2 separate regions of the Homo sapiens genome follow, and region 1 is linked to region 2. A link is an interaction called in ENCODE POLR2A ChIA-PET data of the cell type or tissue named here. Cell type or tissue: HepG2. All regions are shown on one strand.

What was found. ChIA-PET counts read pairs that join two places held together with the same protein. Peaks named below come from ENCODE experiments on the same cell type or tissue, not always from the same donor. Only the 100,000 strongest peaks of a DNase experiment are listed, where the experiment ranks them.
Region 1: POLR2A ChIA-PET joins it to region 2 with 7 read pairs; 2 of 35 experiments call an interaction of 5 or more read pairs at or near these places.

The regions. Positions count from the first base shown.
Region 1 is chr10:44,235,663-44,240,662 of GRCh38, forward strand. No RefSeq gene overlaps it. Among named protein-coding and RNA genes, the nearest start is that of LINC02881, 55 kb to the right of the region's middle. In HepG2, no CTCF peak of the experiment used is centred here; DNase peaks (open chromatin) are centred at 939, 1,329 and 2,251.
Region 2 is chr10:44,124,708-44,129,707 of GRCh38, forward strand. LOC124902543 (a long non-coding RNA gene) reads left to right here. Exons shown (of 3, transcript XR_007062368.1): 3 at 1-5,000. Among named protein-coding and RNA genes, the nearest start is that of LINC02881, 170 kb to the right of the region's middle. In HepG2, no CTCF peak of the experiment used is centred here; no DNase peak of the experiment used is centred here; H3K27me3 peaks cover 335 bases.

The DNA.
Region 1 (5,000 bases), 110 kb after region 2:
TTTCCCCCGGTTCTTGTTTTGGTTCCTTAACTGTAACTCACTGTCCACATCCTAGCTGCTAGACAAGGGTTCTGTTTATCTGGCAAGCTCAGGATAGTGGGCTCTGTGAGGGGATAGGGCTGGGGTGATCATCTGTGCGCCATGTGCTGGGTGATTTACGTAGAAATCGGCTATTTCAACCCTTAGCATTCTCTGTATAGCATTATCACCAAATTACAGAAAAGAAAACTGAGCTTTACAGTGGGCAAGTAGGTTAGCTAGTGAGGAGCAGGACTGGGGTTCCAGCCTAGACCTGGGTAAATCTCAAGCCAGTGCTTGTTCCAGGGCACAGCCTTGCAGCGGCACCGAGAGGAAGATTGGCTAGGAGTCTAGACCTCATCCTGGCTTCCTCTCCCTCCTTCTCATCATGTTTCCTGTATTCCTTAGAAAGACTGCTCTGTGAGGTCGGGTGTGGTGGCTCACACCTGTAATCCCAGCACTTTTGGGAGGCCGAGGCAGGTGGATCACTTGAGGCCAGGAGTTCAAAACCAGCCTGGCTAACATGGTGAAACCCTGTCTCCACTAAAAATAAAAAATAAGCTGGGCGTGGTGACGGGCACCTGTAATCCCTGCTACTCAGGAGGCTGAGGCAGGAGAATCTCTTGAACCTGGGAGGTGGAGGTTACACTGAGCAGAGATCATGCACTGCACTCCAGCCTGGGCAACAGAGCGAGACTCTGTCTCAAAAAAAAAGACTACTCTGTGAAGAGTTAACTATTGTGAAGACCTCACCTTCACTTGACAAGACCTGTGGTGCTGCTCAGAGGATTTGTTATAGTGCTGGAGGTTGTGGGTGCCCTCTCCTCAGACCTGATGTTGTTAATAGGTACCCGGATTTAAAGCACACAGTGAATGGGGTCAGGGCTATGTCTTCATCCTAGCCAGCAATATTACAAAATCTTGTTTTGATGCTCATGCTGGCTCAGAAAACTCCACCCACTTCTCAGTAAACTCACTCTAGGGACCTGCTGTCCAATGGTAGTCAATACCATAATCTTTATGGAGAGAAGGTAAATGCAGCCTGGTTGCAGGGCTACTCACCAAGGACTGGGGAGAGAAGGATGGAGTCCCAAAAGAGGTTTGCCTGCTTCTCTCCCAGACCATGGCCCTAGGGAATCTGTTTCAAAAGTGTAGCTCATGCATTGCGGCCCAGATTCCTAACATCTGTCCAGCTGTGTGGTCGCCAGGGCCTCCAGCTGCCAGTCAGATGGGAACTTGAAAGGTGACGTGACCTTCAGATAAACAAAGCAAGAGCTGAGGTAACAGCAAACATCAGGCAAATATTTGCCATAGGAACTGCGTTTGAACTCTCCCCCGTGGTGTAGGTCCAGGTTTGCTAGCACAACCTGACCTCGGCAACCTTGCCCTCTACTTGTTGTTTTGAGATAATTCATTTTAGTGTGTAGGTTTTCCACAGGCTCTGCTTGAGTCAATAAGTGATCTCATGACCCCAGAGCATTCTATTTGGGGCTCCTCTACAGGAAGCCCAACATGGCTCCAGGGCAGGTGGGTAATCTTTTCTTTTCTGGATGGAACACACCTAGATACTTTAGTTATGGTACTCATGTCTTAGGAAGAGTGTAAAAAACTGAAGAAGTAATTAAGAACATCTTGAACCATAAGGTGGCTCAGATGGAATGAAATGGATGAGTTTACCTTGAAAGCAACACATCTCTTAGCCCACTACTTCTTGGTTCATGCACTGTTGCTTTTCTATGGCTGATAGAAAGTAATCTTGATTATCAGAAGATGTGGGTCTATTATTAAGGCTATCATTAAGAAGACAGAGGAGGAAGTGGGAAGAAAAGGAAGAAGGATGAAGAGAGAAGGAGATGGAAAACAGGAAGGAGATGAAGAAGGAGAAGGAGGCATGGGGAGGGGAAAGCAGGGAGAAAGAGGAGGAAGAGAAGAAGAAGGTGGCAGAGAAAAGAAGGAAGAGAAGAGAACTGATATCTACTGAGTGCCCACTGCATGCCAACAATTTTGCATGAATTATCTTATTCAATCATGAAAACAGTCCTTTAATTTAGGCACTAGTAGTTCCCCATTTTTCAGATGAGAACCTCACTCCTAGAGAGGGTTGATAACTTCTCCCAAGTCACACATCCAGGAGTTACAGGGCTGGAACTGCGCCACTCAGGATGGTGTGACCCCACAGCTCCACCTCCATCTGTGCTTGCTCTAGAGGCCTGTATCTACACAGAACACCACTGTTGGGGAAGGGGAGGTTTCATTGGCCAGTGGTGATGCATCAATATTGGACAAATGCCCAGTTATTAACAGAGAGAATACCTTTAACTTCTAGCCTATACTGAAAAAAGGAAGGCTTAGTACCCAGAACTCTCTGCTAATAAGATTTTTATTCATTCAGAATTTTTTTGAGAAAGTAAACTTCCAGGAGAGTCCATAAGGCCTATGACATTAAATTAAATCTTTTGCACGTTCTGAATTATCAGACCCAGACCCAAGGAATGGGAAATTATATTTGGAATCATTTCCCCAAAGCCCCATCAAATAGTGTAGTCATCAGAATAACCTGGGGAGTCTGAATCCTGAATCGGTGTTCTCGTGGATTCTGGTCCTGGTTCTGGCAGTCACTGGGCAGGCAGCCTTGGAGGGGCCCCTTAAATATTCAGTCCCCTCATCTATATGGTGGGTGGTTTAGGCTCCTTGTGTCCTGAAAGATAAGATAAGCACATTTCAATACATACTGAAACTGAAGGGATGGTCACAATCACCACCCTTGAGTCTCCAGCTGGCTTGGGAAGGTGAAGGAAAGAGACAGACAAGGTGCTCCTGGGCCAGTTGAAGGAGGGACCCTCCTGGTGTGGGGATAAGTAAAGGGCAGACGTGCAGAGTCAATGATGTTTTACCTGGAACCCAAGGAATGGGTGAAAGGTGAACAGAAAGCATTCTAGCCAGAGGGAAAGAGCAGGGGTGAGGCCTGGAGGCAGGAGAGAAGCTGCCATGTAATTGATCATTGGACAGGGCTTGTTGAGAATTACACCAGGGCCTCAGGCATAAGCCAGGACACTGCCAGGCAAGCCAGGTGAATGTCATCCTAAACACAGGCTGCACTAATATTCTTGGTTTTCATCCTCAAAGAGATTAGGGTTACCTGGCAGGCTTCTTTTATTTATTTCTTTTTTCACAGGTTGTATGTCTTTTTTTTTTTTTTTTTTTTTTTTTTTTTGAGACGGAGTCTCGCTGTCGCCCAGGCTGGAGTGCAGTGGCGCAATCTCGGCTCACTGCAGGCTCCGCCCCCTGGGGTTCACGCCATTCTCCTGCCTCAGCCTCCCGAGTAGCTGGGACTACAGGCGCCCGCCACCTCGCCCGGCTAATTTTTTGTATTTTTAGTAGAGACGGGGTTTCACCGTGTTAGCCAGGATGGTCTCGATCTCCTGACCTCGTGATCCGCCCGCCTCGGCCTCCCAAAGTGCTGGGATTACAGGTGTGAGCCACCGCGCCCGGCCGGTTGTATGTCTTATTTGTATCTTCTGACATATCATTCACATATAGTAAAGTGCACAGATGTGAAGTTCACACCTTGATGTGTGTCTACCTGTTTATACACCCAGGTAACTGTCACCGGATCAAGACTTGGGGCATTTCCACATCTGCAGAAGGCTCCCTTCTTCCCCTCAGTCCTGCCCTCCCCACCCCAGGGGAGACACTTTCTGGACTCTACCAAACTTCTAAATGGAGTCATGTGCTGTGTGCATTGCAGGACTCTAGTGCCAGGGAGGGGTTGATGTGATCCCTTTGATTTGTATTTGGAAAGATGGTACCCTGCTGTCTGCAGCATGGAGAATGAATAGGAGGGGCCCCACTTGCAGCTGGAAGATGAGATGGAGGCTGTTCAGTCCTCAGGACCTAGGACACAGGGGCCTGAATGGGGAAAGGATGGAAAATAGTGGCAGACGGTGGTTAAATCAACCAGACCTGGTGGCTGTGTGTGGGTACGGGGGATAGAAGAACTAACGCTGGTTCCTGGGCTGCTGTCTTGGTGCCTGGGAATCGGGGCAGAGAAGCTGTGCATTGAGCCAAGGAACCTGGAGAAGGAAACCCAGAGGAGGAGGATGGGAGTGACTTGGGGCCTGGGGCTTGTTGAGTTTGAGATGCTTGGTACTGCCAGGTGGAGGGGCTGCACAGGTGGATGGACTGAGACACCAGTCAAGCAATGGGCACATCCATAATGCTGGGCAAACAGACAGAGCTGTGATCATGAGACAATTGCTCTGGGAGAAAGAAATTAATAAGAAAGCAGTCAGAACTCAACAGTCATGAGTCTCATAAAGATGTTTCAGTCAGTGATGGACCAAATATACAATTGTGGTCACGTAAGATTACAGTACCGTGTTTTTACTGTATCTTTTCTACATTTAGCTGTTTAGATACACAGATACCATTGTGTTACAATTGCCTGCAGTGTTTAGTGTCTTCGCGTGCTGTATGGGTTTGCAGCCTGGGAGCTATAGGCTATGCCATATAGCCTGGGTGTGCAGTAGCTGTACCATCTAGGATTGTGTAAGTCACTCTATGATATTTATACAACAAAATCACCTATGATGCATTTCTCAGAACGTATCCCGACCATTAAGTGATGCATGACTGTAATGATCAGCTGAGTAAAGAAAAGTGCACCCACAAAGAGACTGAGAGGGACCCCAGAAAAGTAGGGGGACGTCCAGGAGAATATGGAACTGCAGAGTCAAGGGGACGGAGTGCTTCCCAAAGGCTGAGGACAGGAGCGGCCTTTACTGTGGCTGTGAATCTTGTTAAGCTGCTATCAGATCCCAGTTCCCTGTTCCTGCATCCTTTCTCCTGAGTCAAGACTAGCAGCTTCTCAGTGAGAAACTTCGAATCTTGTAATTGGAGTAGGTCTGAAAGCATTGTAAGAAGCTCTGTGAGATTCAAACTTATTGCTTTATATATGATCTTAAGACTCAACCCCTGGGAGC
Region 2 (5,000 bases):
TTTAGAAACCAAGATATGGGTATGAGCTGTGCTCGTTGAAATTGAGATGTCCTTGCTTCTAGTGCTCTTAGCTGACACAGCAAGGAAATATAAATATGTATATAATAACATGTTTATACACACATATATATTTATAAATATTTTCATGTCTTGTTTTGAGACAGGGTCTCACTCTGTTACTCAGGCTGAAGTGTAATGGTGCAATCATAGCTCACTGCAGTCTCAACCTCCTGGGATCAAGCAATCCTCCCACCTCAGCCTCCTGAGTAGCTGAGACTGCAAGCACTCCACCAAGATTGGTTAATTTTTTATTTTTAGTAGAGACAAGTTTGTGCTATGTTGTCCAGATTGGTCTTAAACTTCTGGCCTCAAGCGATCCTTCTGCCTTGGCCTCCCAAAGTGTTGGGATTATAGGTGTGAGCCACCATGCTTGACCTCATATGTCTGTATTTTTGTATCTGCATCTTTATTAAGTTAAACATTAGTTCATATTGATTTTTCCAACCATAATATACTACCACGCATGGGTCATTTGCACTCTTCCTTTGCTTATCTGTAAGGTCCACTTCAACAGTGAGATGCACAGCTCCTCTTATCTGTATCCAGTAAAATTATCCTTCGAAATTAAGGAGAAATAAAAACTTTCTCAAACAAAAAGTAAAGCAACTCATTACTGGCAAACCTGTCCTCCAACAAATTCCTCAGGTGGAAGGAAAATTATATAGGTGAGAAACTCAAATCTACATAAAGAAAGGAAGAGAGTTGGAGAAGAAATAAATGAAGGTAAAAGAAAATCTTTTATTTTTCTTATTTTAATTGGCCTAAAAGATATCTGTTTAAAGTGAAAATAGTAACAATTATTGGATGACTGTGGCATACAAACAGTGAAATAAATGAGTGACAGTTGTCATCTCACATCAAGGCCAGGATCTCCTTGACTGTGCCTGGAACGCCCTTGTTCTCCACAGAGAGCTGCCTCTACTATCATCCTCACAGCCTCTGATACGCTCTGAGAGAACAAGGTGCAGGGCCTGTTCCCTGCTGGAGCTCTTCCCTGTATGCACATGTTTTTTCTGGGGACCATTTGCCTAATTCATCTCAGAAATGAGTGCTGGAACCCTCCACTGACTGCCATTGAGTGATTTGGGGTACAGCCCTCCAAGCTCTCATATATGGCAGTTGCTGAAGGTGTGTAGATTCCCTGTTTAACTCAGTTAAAGGGGTGGGGATGACTGGCCCCAAAGATGTTCTCCTGGAGGAGATGGGGAAGGAGGGCCTGGCCTGCCACCCCGTACCATCCACCAGCATAATGCTTTCTTAATAGATGGAGGAGGGGCCACAGGGAACTCCAAAGATCTATGAGCAATAACAACACTTACCACAAATTCCACACTCATGTGGGTTTAGCCATCTGGGGCTATTACCTCTTACTCAACACTGAAGGCCAGAGTGAAATGTCCCTGGAACCTGAAAACACATGTTTCTTCTGAGACTCAGAAGAAATAAATGGAAGAAATGTTTTCTCATTTTTAGCAATTGTTACAAGAATTCTTTATTCAGAAGGGACTTGGCTTTTTTGGGGAAATGGTTTAATAAGCCTATTGAGGGGATAGAAATGAGCTTCCAGGACCTGGGTTTTGGGCCCATGCCTAGTTTTCATGAGGAAGAAAAAAGCTTCTCTGCCTAGTACATGGGAGGGGAGGAATGTGATGTTCCTACAGAGACAAGTCCAGGAGGGAAGTGGAGAGAGAAGAATCAAACCGCGTGGGAAGGCATGATTAAGAACAACAGGGCTCTGGAGTGACAGAAAATCGAAAAAGGCCAAAGAGCAATGTCTGATTTTCCTTTTTTTTATCACAATGGGGTTGGATGACGTAACACTTCTCTGCCATTGCCTTGACAAAATTGTTCCTGCTTTTGGACATGTGGATTGCGGCTGGGGAATTATGAAGCCAAAAGGGAACTCCAGGCAGCAGCAGGCTGTGTCTGTGTGGTTGATGAGATGAGCTCTCTGCAGGAGTCACTAGGTAGAGCAGGTGGGTTTTTCTTTTGTTCCTCTCTCAAGGCAGGATGAGTGAAGCCTAGAAGTCACCTAAGTCTTGACTGAAAAGGAGCTGTGACAATCATCAACGTATCTGAGTTAACGAAAGCGTGAAAACCTCACAGTACCAGCATGCCCCTGTGTTTAGAAGAGCTGGCTAAACTTTCTCTGGCTTCAAGAAAAAGCACAATTGACTAATTTGTCCATTCTGGAAGTCTGTATTCATGGTCCTGTAAATAGAATAGACCCATCCAGAAAAGCCCTTGGAGAGAAGAGAGCCAGAGAAAGCCAATATTTCAGAATGAATGGTTCTGTTTGAAGAGCTTTGTATGGCAAATGAGGGTTAAAAATTTTTCCCCACCTTTCCTTTACAGCAGTGATTTTTGAGGTGTGGATTTTTAACAGCTGCAGCAGCAGCATCACCTGGAACCTGCTGGCATTGCAAATTATTGGGCTCCATTCCAGACCCACTGAGTCAGAAAGCCTGGGTATGGGGTCCAGAGATCTGTTATAGAACAAGTTCTTCCAGTGCAAGCTAAAGTTTGAGAACAATTGCTCTAAAGCAGAGGATCTTAAATTGAATTCAGGGATTTGTGAAACCAATGGGAAAAAAATATATACCGTTATTTTTACCACCATTTAACTGAAAGTTAGCATTTCCTTCTGTTGTGAACACAGTCCGAAAAGCACAGTAGGATTGACAGCACTGGGGCTTTTTCGCCAACAGAAACCTTTTTATAGCAGCTTTATTCAGATATAATTTGCATATAATACAATTCGTCCATTTAAAATGTATAATTCAATAGTTTTTAATACAATTACAAAATTATGCACTAAGCACCTGTAATGGTTAATTTTGTGTGTCAACTTGACTAAGCCAAGGAATGCCCAGATAGCTGGTAAAAACCTTATTTCTGGGTGTGTGTGGGGGTGTTTCCAGAAGAAATTAGACTTTGAATTGGTGGACAAAGTGAAGAAGACTCACTGTCACCATAATAGGTAGTCATCATTTGAATCTGTTGGGGCTTAAATAGAACAAAAACAGAGAGAAAGAGAAAGATCAAATTTTCTTCGTGAGCTGAGACATCCATCTTCTTCTGCCCTCAAGTATCTAAGCTCTGGCTCTGGGGCCTTCAGACTCCTGGACTTACAACAGTGGCCTTCCATCCCCCAGCTCCCCACCCTGCTTCTCAAGCCTTCAAATTAGTATGGAATTAAACGTCAGCTTTTCTGAGTCTCCAGGTTATACTGCAGATTCTGAGACTTCTCAGCCTCCATAATCTTATGAGCCAATTCCCACAATAAATATCTCTATATCTCTGTCTCTCTTTATATATATATAAATATTTATTATATTCAGATATATATAGGAAAAAACATATACCATTAATTTTACTAACATTTTACTGAAAGTTAGCATTTTCTTCTGTTGTGAACATAGCCCAGAAAGCACAGTAAAATTGACAACACTGGGGCATCAATCAATCAGTCAATCAACCAATCATCAATACACCAATCATCAATCATCTAGCTATCAATCTCTATCTACCTGTCTATCTATCTATCTATCTATCCATCTATCTATCTATCTATCATCTATCCATCTATCTCTATCATCTATATCTCCTATTGGTTCTGTTTCTCTGTAGAATGCTAACACAGGACCACAATCAAACTTGAACATTGTCCTCACCACAAAAGGAAACTTCATGTCTATTGCCATGCTCCATCATCCCCCTCCCCTACTTTAAGCAGCCACTTATCTACTTTCCATCTTTTTAGATTTGAGGATTCTGAACATGTCATATAAATAAATAGAATTATATAATACATGATATTTTGTAATTGACTTTTCCACTTAGCATAATGCTTTAAAGTTCATCCATGTTGTTGCATGTATCAGTATGTCATTTCTTTTTTTTTGTCAAGTAATATTTCACTGTATGGATATCTAACATTTTATGTATCTATTCATTAATTGATGGACATTTGGATTGTTTCTACTTTTTGGCTATTGTGAATAAAGTTGCCATTAAAAATGTCTGTATAATACAAGTTTTTGTGTAATCATATGTTTTTATTTCTCTTCATGTTTAACGATTTGAGGAGCTGCCAGACTGTTTTGAAAAGTGGCTGCACTGTATTACATTTCCACCAGCAATGTATGAAGGCTCAAAATTTTCCGCATCTTCATCAACACATTGTTTTCCGACTTTCTAAAATTACAACCATCCTAATATGTGGAGTAGTATCTCATTGTGGTTTTGATTTGCATTTCCTTGATCACTAATGATGTTGAGCATACTGTCATAAGTTTATTGCCTATTTATATATCTTCTTTAAAGAAATTTATATTAAGATTCTTTGACCACGTTTAATTGGGCTTTTTTTATTACTGAGTTGTAAGAGTTCTTTGTTTATTCCAGGTACAAGTAACCTATTATATACATAATTTGCAAATATTTTCTGTCATTCTGTGGATTGCATTTTTACTTTTTAATATTACCCTTTGAAGCACGAAAGTTTCTAAGTTTGTTAGAGTTCAATTTACTTATTTTTAGTTTGTTGCTTGTGGTTTGGTATCTTACATAAGAAATCATTTCCTAATCCAAGGTGACAAAAATTGATGTCTATGCTTTCTTCTAACATTTTATAGAATTAAGCCTTACGTTTAGGTCTTTCATTCATTTTGAGTTAAATTTTGAATATGGTGTGAGATAGGGATCCAACTTTATTCTTTTTCATGTGGATATCTAGTTGTCCCAACACCATTTGAAGAGACGATTCTTTTCACAATAAATTGTCTTAGCATCTTTGATGAAAATCAGTTGTACATAAAGGTGAGAGTTTATTTCTGGTCTCTCAGTTCTGTTCTAGTGATCTTTATGTCTATCTGTATGTTAGTACCACACTGTCTTTATTATTATAGCTTTGTAATAAGTTGTGAAGTTGGGAAGTG